Regions from separate parts of the Homo sapiens genome. Here region 1 is linked to region 2. A link is an interaction called in ENCODE POLR2A ChIA-PET data of the cell type or tissue named here. Cell type or tissue: PC-9. All regions are shown on one strand. Each heading gives the region's core, and the rest is flanking DNA. Links, peaks and the distances in the headings are about the cores only. Region 1 overlaps MANBA (mannosidase beta). Region 2 overlaps MANBA (mannosidase beta).

The links. Peaks named below come from ENCODE experiments on the same cell type or tissue, not always from the same donor. Only the 100,000 strongest peaks of a DNase experiment are listed, where the experiment ranks them.
Region 1: POLR2A ChIA-PET joins it to region 2 with 6 read pairs; 1 of 35 experiments calls an interaction of 5 or more read pairs at or near these places.

The regions. Positions count from the first base shown.
Region 1 is chr4:102,624,841-102,632,450 of GRCh38, forward strand. It overlaps MANBA (mannosidase beta), which reads right to left. Exons shown (of 17, transcript NM_005908.4): 17 at 5,930-7,441. The coding sequence ends at 7,217. Among named protein-coding and RNA genes, the nearest start is that of NFKB1-AS1, 130 kb to the left of the region's middle. In PC-9, for the core only: no CTCF peak of the experiment used is centred there; DNase peaks (open chromatin) are centred at 3,201 and 6,021; H3K27ac peaks cover 2,186 bases.
Region 2 is chr4:102,733,203-102,740,812 of GRCh38, forward strand. The region is part of intron 1 of MANBA (mannosidase beta); the gene reads right to left. It also overlaps the pseudogene LOC100288914. Among named protein-coding and RNA genes, the nearest start is that of MANBA, 24 kb to the right of the region's middle. RefSeq lists an enhancer at 1,362-1,411. In PC-9, for the core only: no CTCF peak of the experiment used is centred there; a DNase peak (open chromatin) is centred at 4,109; H3K4me3 peaks cover 752 bases; H3K27ac peaks cover 2,099 bases.

The DNA.
Region 1 (7,610 bases), core at 1,140-6,139, 110 kb before region 2:
CCAAGGTAGCAACAGTGGATGGAAATGAAATACACATGCTTCTCCACTTACAATGGGGTTATGTCCTGATAAACCCATTATAAGTCAAAAGTGCACTTAATACCTTGATAAACCCATCATAAAGTCAAAAAGTCATAAAATCGTAAGTCAAACCATTGTTAAGTCTGGGACCTGTCTGTAACCAAAAGACAGGCAGAAAGTAGACAAATTTGCTCTGTGGATCTGAACCTTGTGATCCAGCTATGCTGGTGCTCAGCCTTTATTAGCCCTGGATCCATGGAAGAAACCAGAGCTCAGCAAACAGAGACGCCCTTTGGGTTCCTTCTTTCTCCTTCCACCCTTCCTCCTCACCTCCCTCCTTCCTCTTTCTCCCTTTCTCTCTCCCTGTGTCTATCTCTTCTCTCTCCTTTCCTTTCTCTCCTTTTCTCATTGTCTTCCTTTCTCTCCCTTCTACTTTTCTCTCTCCCCTCCGCTTTCTCTTTCTCTCTTTTCTCTCTCTCTTCCTTTCTCTTTCTCTCTCACCATTTCTTTCCTTTTCTCTCTCATTCTTCTTCTCTCCCTTCCTTTTTCCTTTCTCTTTCTCTCCTAGTCTCTTTCTCTCAACTCTTCTCTTTCTCTTTCTTTTTCTCTTTCTCTTTTTCTCTTTCTCCCACCTCTTTCCCCCTTCATCCCTCCCTTCTTTTCTTTCTCTTTATTTCCTTCTTTAAGGTACTTTCACATTCATGCATTCCTCTGGGGCACTGGCATCCAACTCCCTGAAGCCCAGAAGGTGAGGGGTTTGGGGAGCAGCCCTGCAAGTGTTTCCTTAGGCTCCCCTCGCCTCGCTGAAGGCAGCAAATGCCCTGTACTCTGGGGAAGCCTCCAGGAAGCCAGCACCCTGGCCCAGGGCAGTCCCTTCTGCACACCACTAGCCTCATTTCCTGAGCACAAGAGGCCTCTGCTGGAAGAAGCAGAACTTTGCACAATCATCCAACAGCTGGCTTGCCTATTGCTACTCAATTTTATTTTATTTTATTTTATTTTATTTTATTTTATTTTATTTTATTTTATTTTATTGCTTCTGTAAAATTGGAAAAACCTTACCAAAAAAAAGGAATTAGAAATTTCTTCAGCTTTCTGCCTGGATTTTTCTCCTTCAACTCAGTTCATGAAGCCTGTTGATTATTTTCCCTCAGTACAGAAGGCTTAAGTTGCTCTTTCCTTTTAGCAAGCGGAATCAAAGATTCTTAGGCCTGAACACTTCAGCCACCACCAGCCTTATCCTTTGAGGGATGATATTGATAAACCAACATTTATTGCATTTACTACATTTATATCTTTATTTTATTTAATCCTCACAGGAACACTGTGAGATAGTTATTACCATTAATCTCAACTTCAAGATAAGGAAACTGAGGCTTAGAGGTTAAGTGATTGGTCCAAGGCCAGTACCGGGAGGTTCAGTATCAGAGCATGAGCCCATAGCCCTTGCACCACATGCAGTCTTCACACTTACACACGCACGTGCATGCACACACAATTTGGATCTTTGACAAGGCAAAATTTCATTCATGTTTGTAAGTTGACTAGTTAAAAATCTTTTCATTCCAATACCAAAAATATGGGTAGGGAAGCATGCCAGTCACCCACTTTGGCTTGAGAGCTCATTGTAAAAGAGCAGGGGCCCTTCCTTCACCCACTTTGGCAATTTTTTTTTTTTTTTTGAGATGGAGTCTCGCTCTGTCGCCCAGGCTGGAGTGCAGTGGCGCCATCTCGGCTCATTGCAAGCTCCGCCTCCCGGGTTCACGCCATTCTCCTGCCTCAGCCTCCCGAGTAGCTGGGACTACAGGAGCCCGCCACCACGCACGGCTAATTTTTTGTATTTTTAGTAGAGACGAGGTTTCACCCTGTTAGCCAGGATGGTCTCGATCTCCTGACCTGATGATCCACCCGCCTCGGCCTCCCAAAGTGCAGGGATTACAGGCGTGAGTCACCGCTCCCAGCCCACTTCAGCAAATTATGTCCCCAACAGCCTTCCTCACTAGAGGCACCACTGCCACTGCAGCATCCCAGCACAAGGAAGTAGGTGACGCATCTCCCAACAGGACACCCAGGTGCCCACACTGCCCTCTCCAAGGCCCAGATATGTTTGACCTCAAAGACCCATGTCTTTATCCACGAGGATGCTTTTAATGATAAAATGAGAATGCCTGACTATAAGTGGGCTAAACAAATAAGGGCTTTAAAAAATACCATTACAAGATCAGCGATAGATACATCGATATTTTACATGGAATCTTTCCCTTTTTAAATGTTAGCATGTAATTCAACTTTTTAAAACACAGTCTAGACCATGACCTGCTGGTCAAATATGACCTAAATCTTCAGGATGACAAGGCAGGGTGCGGGGGGATCCAGGTCCTACCTGCTCCTCTCCCAGGCTCACTGCTGCCCCCGACACCTCCAGCTCTCCTGTCTGATGCTGTTCACAGCCACCACCCAATGCCTGCACACGTTCAGTTCTGCCCACCTCCCTAGATTTCTTCTGATGGCTTCACACAGAGGCAATGATGATTGTAATAGCTCACATTTGGTGGATAGTTATCATGTGCTATCAATAATCTGTGCATTATCTCCTTTATACCTCACAATTAACCTATGAAGCAGATACTGTTGTTATTGTTCCCATGTTTAAAGAAACTAAGGCACAGAAAGACTCAGTAGCCTGTATCCAATGAAGAACAGCCTGCTACTGGTGGATCTGGGACTGAAACACAAGTAAGTCCGATTTCAACGCCCACACCTTTAACTGCTGTATCAATTAGGATGCTTTGGGTTGTAAAATCAGAACACCTGACTACAAGATTAAACAATTAAGCCTTTATTTTTTACCACATTATAATAAGACCACAGTTAGATGGTTGCAGGGTTAATTTAGCAGCTAAACATCTCTGACACCCCCTGTCAAATATGTTTCTTTAAGATCACCAAAAAAAGGCTGCAGCAGCTCCAAGTGTCAGGCCCTCAAATAGCTTCTCAATTTTACCCAACAGCAGAGGGTTTTGCCTCAGGTCTATCCCTTATCAGGCAGGGAAACCTTCCCCCAGAAACCCCACATTAGACATCAACTTATGATTCATTCTTGAAATGTGTCATGGGCCTAACCCTACATCAATCACTGGCAATGGAGACTAGGATTAGAATAACAAATTATGATTCAGTCTCTGAGGCTGGACATGGCCACCTCTATTAGCAGAGAGGAGGAAGATCTGGCTGTGAGGTGGCCAGCCAACACTGTCTGCTCCAACTACTGGCAGTGGTCCAATAAATTTTACAAAACCAACAAAAAGTAACAGGAACAGAATCAGAACAAGGGGGTTGTTCCCACCTAAATTATGAGGCAGGGATGAGTGCTAGTTCTCAAACAGAAATTTTCGTGAGCCAGAATGTCTCATTTCCTGAGAGTTGTAGGTAACTTAGGTGTTACTATAATCATGTGTACTTGATCACTGCATAGCATGATGTGGCACACAGGGGAGCTCAATAAATCTTGTTTAAAGACAGAGACCAACCTAAGGGGTTAAGCAAACTTTTCTTTCATGGCAGGATTCAGTAACCCGTGTCTACAGAAATAAGGAGAGATATTTATAAGGAGAGATATTTATAAAACACGAAACAGTGATGCATTGGTCTTATCTTTGCTAAGTTCATTCACTGTTTGGCCCCACACAAGGACTTAAAGATGTCTTGGCAGGTTAGTTCACCCCCAGCTTGTAGATCACAGGCTCAGAGCCCCAACTACATAACCAGCTGATTTTGTGCTTTTCTTTCCTTATGTATTAATTACAATGAAGGTCTTTAAAGACTCATTTCTCAACTGAAATTTTTTCACTTATTTTTTACCATATACTTTCCAAAAAGCTTCCCTGAAGTATTGAACAAGATGGTGCCTTATCTAACATTGCTCCCCTGTCGCCATCACATTAACCTTAAGGACTTATCGCCAGCTGGAATTGCCTCGTTCGCTGGTTTAATGATCCATGAGAACTAGGACTTGTCTGCCTTTTTCATTGCCATACCCCCAGTGACAAGGACAATACCTGCCCAGAGTGGTCTGCAGTACATGCTTGATAAATGAATGAATAAATCCTTAAGTTAAACAGTGTCTAGGGGCAGAATATAAACATGTCTTAAGACAACACCGGTTTTGCCAGTGATTTTAAGGTTTTGTATGCTACTCTGGTTCATGCCTCTGATAAATCAATTAGAAAACAAGAATTCTCCCATTCACTTGAAAATATTACTGTCTTTTCTGCATAACCCTTTTAATTGCATGTGCTTATTGAATTAATAAGATTGCATTCAGTCAAGGCAGACTCTGGGGATGTTTTCAAATGCTTTGAATTTCCCACACAGACAATGCCTACCTGCTTTTCTCCCTAAATCTTACCAAGCTGGGGAATAAGTTTCATATCTGAGAGCCAGAGGTAGCCCAAGAGAATATTCTTTCTATCTCAGGTCTTTGTCACTTTAGGAATGTTAGGGAAACATATCTTTATTTCTCCTGCACTCCAGTTCACCTTCATTCCAACAGAGAACAAAATCTTTCTATTTATTTTCCAAGTGACTTCTCATGGTGTGAAAATGTCTCACAATGAAAAGTGAAGTAAGGAAAAAAAGAGAATAAGAAGAGTTATCGTGAATGTGAATGAGAAAATTATGATTTTTATTGTTCTCTCTGTTCTGAAATGGGAAGATATAATCCTGGGAACTGACCTCTCTTCATCCCACTCTCTCTGGAATGTGCTTTGCAAGAGCATATGACAGTAAGACCTGGTTCTGGTCTTTTTATCCTATTGTTCACACAACTAAGGATATGGTTTAGATATATGTCCCCATCCAAATGTCATGTTGAAACGTAATCTCCAATGTTGAAAGCGGGGCCTGGTGGAAGGTGTCCGGATCATAGGCACGGATCCCCTTGGTGATAAATGAGCTCTTGCTCTGAGTTCACAGGCGATCTGGTGGTTTAAAAGTGTGCGGCACCTCCCACCCACTCTCTCTCGCTTGCTCCTGCTTTCGCCATATGACATGCTTGTCGCTGCTTCGCCTTCTGCCCTGACTGTAAACTTTCTAAGGCTTCATCAGAAGCCAAGCAGATGCCCGGTGCGATGCTTCCTGTACAACCTGCAGAACTGTGAGCCAATTAAACCGCTTTTCCTTATAAATTACCCAGTCTCAGGTACAGCAATGCAAGAATGGACAAATACAACCACTAACAGAAAAACCCTATCAGAAACTCAAAGTCAAGAGTAAGTGCATCAGACTGTATTCCTGCATGGCAAGATAAATCTATGAAAACAGTAAAAATGACTAACTGTGCTGCCACACAAGAACTGCGGAAGAATGTTTTGGCTACTATTATTCCTTAATAGGAATAATATGTATACGGCACATTTCTTTTCTTTTAGAAGTTGTTGTCAGCATATATTTATGTCCTTTAATTTATTCTTCCCTTACAAATTATTCTTTTCTGGTATTATTTTCAGAAAGAATTTGCTGAAGAACTTACTTACCATTTGCCTCTCTTCACTTCATTTTTACTATTGCTTTCTGTACTAACTGGATGATAATGAATGTGATGTTAAAAGTACAATCACCATTTACTTAGCATTTTAATTTGTTCCAGACCCTATTTGTTAAGTCCTCACACCTACCTTTGAAGGTGAGGGATCATTAGCTCCATTTTACAGAGGTGGAAACCACAGTTCAAAAGGTTGAATTGTTGCCCAAGGACACACAGTCAGAAGCTTCAGTACCTGGATTTGAATCTAGAGACTGCGGCTGGAAGCCTCACCCTCTCCAGGACACCGAGCTCAGGCCCAGGATGATGCTTCCATTACAGAGCGTCACTATGTGCCAATCTGGGGCCCAGCCCTTGAGCTAAATTATTTTATTTATTCTTCAAAACAAACTTACAAGGTGGGTGTTACCACTCCCATTTAGCCACAAGAAAACTGAGCACAGGAAGTTAAGTAACTTGATTAAGGTTACAGAACTAGTAAGGGCAAACTACAAAGTAAACTCTGGCTCATCAGCTTGAAAGCCCCTTCTCAGGGCCCCTGGCAGAACATGCACAGGTGTCAAGAAGAGCAGTCCTCCCTGCCTCGCAGCAATGCTTTGCTAAAACAGGATTTACAATAGTCATAAGAACATGACATAATATTTACCAAGTAAGACTCTACGGAGTCCCAGCCCTAAGTCCCCTTATCCCCTTGATAAGGCTTTGTGTGTGTGTGTGTGTGTGTGTGTGTGTGTGTGTGTGTGTGTGTGTACATATAAAATGAGGATACTCTTAGATACTGAAGAAGACTGGATTGTCTGTAGTTACTTTTAGAGTCACTGAACATAATGCTTCTCATTTTTAAAACCAAAACCACTAATAATATCTTAATTTTAAAGCCAAACACTCTTTGCTGGTCCATTCTATAACCAATTACATGACTGTTTCCAGAGAAAACCTTTCACATGTCTTAGTTTAGATTCTTCAAACTCTCCCAGTTTACCAAGCAGAATAATAACGAGAACTAAATGGAAATTAGGGTCCAGCACAGTATTGGGCAAAATTGAATATTTATAGAACGGTTAAATAAGCCACAGATGAAATATCAAGTTGTCAATGTAATTTATATAACTTTTATTTTTATATAATTTCACATGTACAGAAAAATACCCATATACCTTTACCCAAATAGCTACCACCAAGAAATCTCTGTTGTAACATTTCAATCGCCATTCCCTCTGAAATAATAACAAAGCACTTTATTTGAGTATTCCGTATTCCCCAAAGCTAGCTGTGAAAGACCTACATCACCTCAAAACCTTCCATTTGGTTCCATAGATCCTGCCATGTCACATTCTTGTAACCAGCTGCAGGGCCATCTTGTTATAACTGGTTCATGTCCTGCTAAAGCTGAGAGGTGAAGGGCTAAAAACACAGTCCTGGCACAGATTCCAGGACACCCCGGCACAGGCTTGTTTGAGGACATTGCCTGGGTAAACAGCCTCCCCTGAAAGTGTTCAGTGTACAACTCTTCACAGAGCAATCGCTCAAATGCGTGGCAGCACGCAGACATGTCTCTCGGCTTCTCTCCTTGTCTCTGTTGCCTTCCTCTCCAGTCGGTGCTTTAGAAATGCTTTATTCCCATTGTCCACTGAAAATACAACCTAGATTCCTTCAGTAAATATCTGTTAAGGAGGTCACATGAAAAGATTGCTCCAACTCATTCTTGCTGGTGGGCTCCCAAGGGTAAAATAATATAGTTCGTGTCTTCTCAGTCATGAGGAAACCATTGTCACTAAATCTCCCTGGGATGCTTCCTACATCCAACCAAACAAAGGGAGCGACAGCTGAGGTCTCCAGGTCAAAAACAAATATGTCACCTTGCTGAGAGATGATGGCCTGAAAAAGAAAAAAAAAAATGAATGAAGTGAAGGATGAGGGAAGAGTTATATAGTCTGTATACAGTTCCTGTAAACATTTATGTGGGCTTAACAAGGAGTCCACTTCCCACAACTTTGGTTCTACAACTGCTAAAGTGCAGTTTCAAACACAAAACAATACATGGAAA
Region 2 (7,610 bases), core at 1,111-6,110:
AGACCAGATCAAACCAAAACAGTCACTCATGCTAAGTACCACTTAATCAAACTGAAACTTTAACGAAGGAGGTAGATCCACAAACAGGGCAGTTTTTCCTGAAAACTTGAGATTCCTGTTCACCTGAGTAAGGAAGTCCTCTCTGCATTTTTTTTTTTTTTTTTTGAAACAGGTCTTGCTCTGCTCTGTCACCCAGGCTGGAGTGCAGTGGCACAACCATGGTTCACTACAGCCTCAACCTCCGGGGCTCAAGCAACCCTCCCAGCTCAGCCTCCTGAGGAGCTGGGGCTACAGATGTATGCCACCACTCCCAGCTAATTTTTTATTTTTATTTTTTTGTAGAGATGGAGATCTTACTATGTTGCCAAGGCTGGTCTCAAAATCCTTAGCTCTAGCAATCCTCCTACCTTGGCCTCCCAAAATGCTGAGATTACAGGCGTAAGCCACCACACTGGCCGGTTCTCTCTGCTTTTACCCTTTCTAGAAAAGTAACCTGAAGTAATCTGATGTTAATCAATCAGTTTTTTTCCTACTGTTCTGTTTCTTTGTTCCTTACAAAACCCACTATTCTTCCATGGCCCCATGAAAGTGCTCACTGTATTTTGTAGAATGGATGCTTTCCTGATTCATGAATCACAAATAAAAAACAATTTGATCTTTAACTACATTTGTTGTAATTTTGTCTTTTGACATGGAAAAGAAAAAACTATGGAGACAGTGAAAGGATCAGTGGTTACCATAGGTTAAGCAGAGGAGAAGAATGAATAAACAGAGCACAGAGAATGTTTATGGCACGGAAATTATTCTTTACAATATTGCAATGGTGAATACAAGTCATTATACATTTGTCCAAACCCACAGCATGTACAACCAAGAATGAACCCTAATGTAAAGTGTGGACTTTGACTGATAAAGATGTGTCAATGTCTGTTCATTGATTCTAACAAATGTACCACTCTGGTGGGGAATGTTGAAGAATGGGATGCTGTGCATGCAAGGAGGTAGGAGGTTATGTGAGAACCCTCTGTACTTTCTGTTCAATTTTGCTGTAAACCTACAAAGTCTACTCTTCCGGGGGAGAAGGGCAGCAGCGTGAGAGTTGGCTCTGAAGAGTGGTGAGTCAGAAGAGACCTCAGGCAGCAAGCGACTTGGGCCATGGCCTCTGACCTAGACTTCTCACCTCTGGAGGTGCCTGAGCCCACTTTCCTGGAGAACCTGCTATGGTACGGACTCTTCCTGGGAGCCATCTTCCAGCTCATCTGTGTGCTGGCCATCATCATACCCATTCCCAAGTTCCACGAGGTGGAGGCTGAACCATCTGAGCTCAGAAGTGCTGAGGTGACGAGGAAGCCCAAGGCTACTGTTCCTTCTGTGAACAAGAGGCCCAAGAAAGAGACCAAGAAGAAGCGGTAGAAGAGGAGGCCCGAGGAGCCAGACAGGCAGGGAGAGGGCCTTGGGGACAGCCCTCCTGGGAATCTATATCCTGTTCCCCCTCTCCATCCCAGGTTCAGGGTCTGAGGAGGCTGTGACACCCTCTGACCTCAGAGATCTAGACAGTCATGACAGTCCCCAGGCTCCAGCTGTGCAGTCCACCACTTCCTCTTCCTTCTGCTTCTGTGATGGTTTAGAGTCAAGGGGACTGAAACACACTGTGACTGTATTAGGAGGTTTGTTTAGAAGTTGGGTCAGCTCACAGAGTCACATTTTCTTACTTAGTCATGTGTCCAGCCTTGAGTCACCCCCTCCTTGTGAGTTTACATTACATTTTGGAGTCATTATCTAATGCTGACAAGCCCACCCTCTCCCATTATTTGTGCACTACAGATCTCCTGCTAATCAGTCACCTTTTTTGCTGCTGTGTAGACAGAGCCAGGCCTCACCTGTTTGTTTAGGCCAAAACGCCATGGCCATGCAATGTTAGTGATCCCACTAGCTGCGACAGCCAGGCCCAGAAAATGCCTGACATGAGAGCCAGCAGACAGCCCAGGCCAGGGTAGGCAGTGCCTGCTTCTGCTCTATCAGGTGCAAGGGATTTGGCTGAAGGCATGCATATTTCCTGGACACAAACTTCCTGAGCTTCTGAAATGGGAGGCTCATCAATTTCAGACCAACCTCTTTTCAACCCTTCAACCCATCATAGCACGTTCAAGGTGTGCCTTTTACTTCCACCTGTACATCCCCCATTCCTTCAATTCTTTCATTCCCTAACCAGAGAGAGTTCCTGGGGGAAATGTGGCGAATAAACTGCATGCATGCTGAAAAAAAAAAAAAAGAAAGAAAAGTCTACTAAAAATTTTTCTCTTACTAAGAGAAAATACCAAAAAAAAAAAAAAAAAGTTATAGAGGCTTAAATTACATTTAAAATAACTATTCCAAAGGCCAATCAACCAACCTAATTTGGTTCCAGGTTGGTCTGACCCTATTTGATCATACTGAAATTCTGAGCCTTATTTATAGCAAACAGCAGCTCAGGGTTACCTCTCATGACTAAGGACCCATGTCAGCCTGAGTTGTTAAGCAAACCCATGAACCCTAAAACAAATAAAAGTATCATTTGTCAACCATTTACTATACATCAGCCTCTAAAGTAGGCACTCATACACTCTTATCTTCATAATAAACACGTACAGTAAATACCATTTAATAGAGGAAGAAACTAAAGCTCCAAAAAGTGAAGTAGCTTTCCTGAGGTGCCACAACTAAGCAGAAGTATGTACACTGAGGAAAGAAACCAATCTAGTCTAACACCAAGGTCTGAATTTTTTGGACTATACTACAATGCCTCATGCTACATATACTTACACGTTTATACCAGCTGGTAACTGCAACAACAATAATAATAGTTAAAAGTTACTGCCTGTGACCCTAGTGGGGTAGGTACTATTATCATACCCATTTACCAACAAAGACTCTAAAGCTCAACTCAAATGGCTATTAAGTGGTGGAGGACTGACTCAGAACCAGGAAAGATGGCTCCAGGGTCCATATACTTAGTCATTACCTAGTACTACCATTAACATCACAACACCACCAATAGTTACAATGTCAGTGCTTATAAAGCAGCAGCCATGAAATAAACATGCCGTGTGTGCCTCGGCTAGTGATTTATAATTGATACTTACCATATTTACTATGTTTACTGTACATCAACAAACCATGTGTCATCAGAGCATGCAAATGACAATATCATCAGTCTCATTTTCTCAGTAAGCTTCTGGACTCCATCATTATACCTGATTATAGATACAGAGACTACTTAACCAGGTATAGCTTTTCCACTCCCCAGTTCTGCTTCAGACCAATGTCAGACTTTACCCCAGATACAATTACTTCGAATAGAATTAAATGGAGAAAGTTTTTTCAACTATCTTGTTTACAGGCGTTGTTTTCTTAGACACTTGGGCAAAAATAAATAAATAGATGTTAAGAAAACACTTATCAAAAACAAGCAAAATGTGGATTAGGATACATAATTATCTGGCAAACTGAGATAAAACGGCAGATAGGAGACAGGACTAACATGCAGCTCCCACTTGGATGAACAGAACAGCATGTGGAGACTCACACTGTGAATTTTTGCTCCAAGAACCACCACAGGAACATACCGGGAAAACCAAAAGAATTCAAGACCCTTTGAAACAAGTGGTTTGCCACTGCAAATTCTGTGAAACAGCCAAAAACTGTGAGTTCCCAAAGTGTGAGAGGGAAAAATGTCTGCCTCCAAACACACATCCCCTCTGGGAACCTGAAAATTCAGATCACGGGAGAAGGATTTAACCTTACCTAGAGCTGAAATGGATTTCAGGAGCCAAGCAAAATATAATAGTACCGAGAAAAGAAGCACCGGAAAGAGCGAGTCCCCAGCTTGAGTCCAGGGAAGCCATTCCTGGCCTATCTCACAGAGGTCTTTGGGGAAGGGAAGGCACCCAGCAGAACTGGAGGGGAGTCACAGGGTGAAGGAAGCTCCCGGCTGAACTTTGTAATATTTTCGACAAGCATGAATTTTCCTGAGCAGAATCCAGGAGCTTGGGGGTGGTGAACAGGAAGAACAGATATGAGCACAGCCAAAGGTGTGAGCAGGTGGGGAGGGGTGAGGCCTGAGAGCCATGTTTGCTTTCTCAGCAGGGAGGCTTATAGCCTGGGGCAAGATCTCAGTCCTGCTCACCGGCTGCCTGGATAGGAACTGATATAAAGTCAGTGCTGTTGGGGGGGCACAGTAGGAGTGAGACTGGCCTTGCTGGCTTCATGGAAGATGGGTAAGGCCTGTGGTGTTTTTTTTGTTTGTTTGTTTTTTTTTTGAAATGGAGTCTCGCTCTGTCACCCAGACTGGAGTGCAGTGGCACGATCTCTGCTCACTGCAAGCTCCGCCTCCCGGGTTCACACCATTCTCCTGCCTCAGCCTCCTGAGTAGCTGGGACCACAGGCGCCCGCCACCACGCCTGGCTAATTTTTTGTATTTTTAGTAGAGACAGGGTTTCATCGTGTTAGCCAGGATGGTCTCGATCTCCTGACCTCGTGATCCGCCCGCCTCGGCCTCCCAAACTGCTGGGATGACAGGCATGAGCGACTGCGCCCGGCCGGGTAAGGCCTGTCAGTGCTGGCTTTTCCCTAGCGAACTGTATGATGCAGCAGAGGCAATCATAATCCCCCTGGCAACATAATTCCATTAGCCTGAGAACCCCATAGTGGCCATGGCAGGCCCCACCCAAAAAGAGTCTGAGCTCAGACCCTAACCCTGTCCTCACCTGATGGATTTTCTCTACCAGACCTGGTCGCCAAAGACAAATGACATAAACCCTTGGGACCTCTATGGTCCTGCCCATCACCTGAGAAACCCAAGTACTCATCCTGGCCAATGTAGGGCAATATTATATCCCCCCTTCTGCTACTGCAGCTAGTGCTTTCTTGACAGGGCCACCTCCTGGCTGGAGACCAATCAACTCAAACTGATAAAAGAACAACCCTGCTCTAAAGAAGAAAACAACTAATTCCACTGCCTAAAGAAGAAAACAACTAATTCCACTGCCTGCAATATCCTGGTTAACCAGAAGTACTGAGTCTGTTCACATGACAACTTCACTGCTAGCATAACCAGCATTTGAGAAAGCCAGTGCACTAAATGAAGCTACAACCAAGGACTCCCACTTTACTCCCCTGCCACCTCCACTGGAGCAGGTGCTGGTATCCATGGCTAGGAGACCTGAACGTGGATCACATCACAGGACTCTTGGCAGACAGTCCCCAGCATCAGCCTGCAGGCCAGTAGCTCCGCTGGGTGGCTAGACTCACAAGGGCAATAACAATCACTGCAGTCTGGCTCTCAGAAATCCCCGTCCCTAGGGGAAGGGGGAGAGCATCTCATCAAGGGAATACCCCATGGGACAAAACAATCTAAACAGTAACCCTTGAGTTCCAAATCTTTCCACTGAAACAGTCTACCCAAATGAGAAGGAACCAGTTAAAGTAATTCTGGTAATATGACAAAACAAGGTTCTATAACACCCCCAAAAGATCACACTAGCTCTCCAGCAATGGATCGAACCAAGAAGAAATCTCTGAACTGCCAAATAAACAATTCAGAAGGTTGATTATCGGGTTACTCAAGGAGGCACCAGAGAAAGGTGAAAACCAACTTAAAGAAATTTAAAAAACAATAAAGGATATGAATGAAAAGGTCTCCAGAGAAACAGATATCATAAAGAAAAAACAATCACAACTTCTGAAAATGAAAGACATACTTAGAGAAATGCAAAATACACTGGAAAGTTTCAACAATAGAATCGAACAAGGGAAGAAAAAAGATAAATGAAACAAAAACTGGCTCGGTGAAAAGATAAATGAAATTGATAGACCACTAGTGAGATTAATCAAGAAGAGAGAAGATACAAATAAGCTCAATTAGAAATGAAATGGGAGATATTACAATTGATACCACAGAAATACAAAAGATCATTCATGGCTACTATGAACATCTTTATGTGCACAAACTAGGAAACCTAGAGGAAATGGATAAATTCCTGCAAATATACAATCTTCTCAGATTGAAACAGGAAGAAATAGAAACTCTCAACAGACCAATAACAAGTAGTGGTGTTGAAAGAGTAATTTAAAAATTGCTGACCAAAAAAAAGTCCAGGACCAGATGGATTCACAGCTGAATTCTATCAGACATTCAAAGAAAGATTGGTACCAATCCTACTGAAAATACTCCAAAAAATAGAGAAAGAGGGAATCCTCCCTAAATAATTATATGAAGCCAGTACTATCACCTACCAAAACCAGAAAAGGACATAACATACAAAAACTACAGACCAATATCCCTGATGAGCATAGCTGCAAAGAGCCTCAACAAAACACTAGCTAACCAAATCCAACAGGATACCAAAAAGATAATACACCATGATCAAGTGGGTTTCATACCAGGGATGCAGGTACATATGCAAGTCAATAAATGTGATACACCACATAAAAAAGAATTAAAAACAAAAATCATATTATCAACTCAGCAGATGCAGAAAAAGCATTTGACAGAGTCTAGCATCCTTTATGATTAAAATCCTCAGCAAAATTGGCATAGAAGGGACATACCTTCAGGAAATAAAAGTCATCTGCAACAGATCCACAGCCAACATTGTACTGAACAGGGAAAAGTTGAAAGTATTCCCCCTGAGAACTGGAACAAGACAAGGATGCCCACTTTCACAACTTCTCTTTGACATAGGACTGGAAGACATGGCCAGAGCAATCAGACAAGAGAAAGAAATAAAGGGCATCCAAATCAGTAAAGAGGAAGTAAAACCGTTGCTGTTCACTGATGATATGATCATATACATAGGAAACCCTAAAGACTCATCCAAAGAGTTCTTAACCTGATAAATAAATTCAGCAAAGTTTTGGGATACCAAATCAACGTACACAAATCAGTAGCACTCCTATACACCAACAGCGACCAAGCTGATAATCAAATCAAGAACTCAACCCCTTTTACAATAGCTGCAAAAAATAAAATAAAATACTTAGGAATATACCTAACCAAGGACATGAAAGACCTCTACAAGGAAAACCATGAAACACTGCTAAAAGAAGTCATAGATAACACTAACAAATGGAAACACATCCCATGCTCATGAATGGATAAAATCAATATTGTGAAAATGACCATACTGCCAAAAGCAATCTACAAATTCAACTCAATTCCCATCAAAATACCATCATCATTCTTCACAGAACTAGCAAAAGCAAACCTAAAATTCATATAAAACTCAAAAGGAGCCTGCATAGCCAAAGCAAGACTATGCAAAAAGAACAAATCCTGAGATATCACATTACCTGACTTCAAACTATACTATAAGGATATAGTCACAAAAACAGCATGCTACAAGTACAAAAACAGGAACATAGACCAGTGGAACAGAATAGAGAGCCCAGAAATAAAGTCAAATACTTACAGCCAACTGATCTTTGACAAATGAAAGAAAAAAATAAAGTGAGGAAAGGACACCCTATTCAACAAATGATGCTGGGATAATTGGCAAGACACATGTAGAAGAATGAAACTGGATCCTCATCTCTCACCTTATATAAATAAATATCAACTTGATAGATCAAAG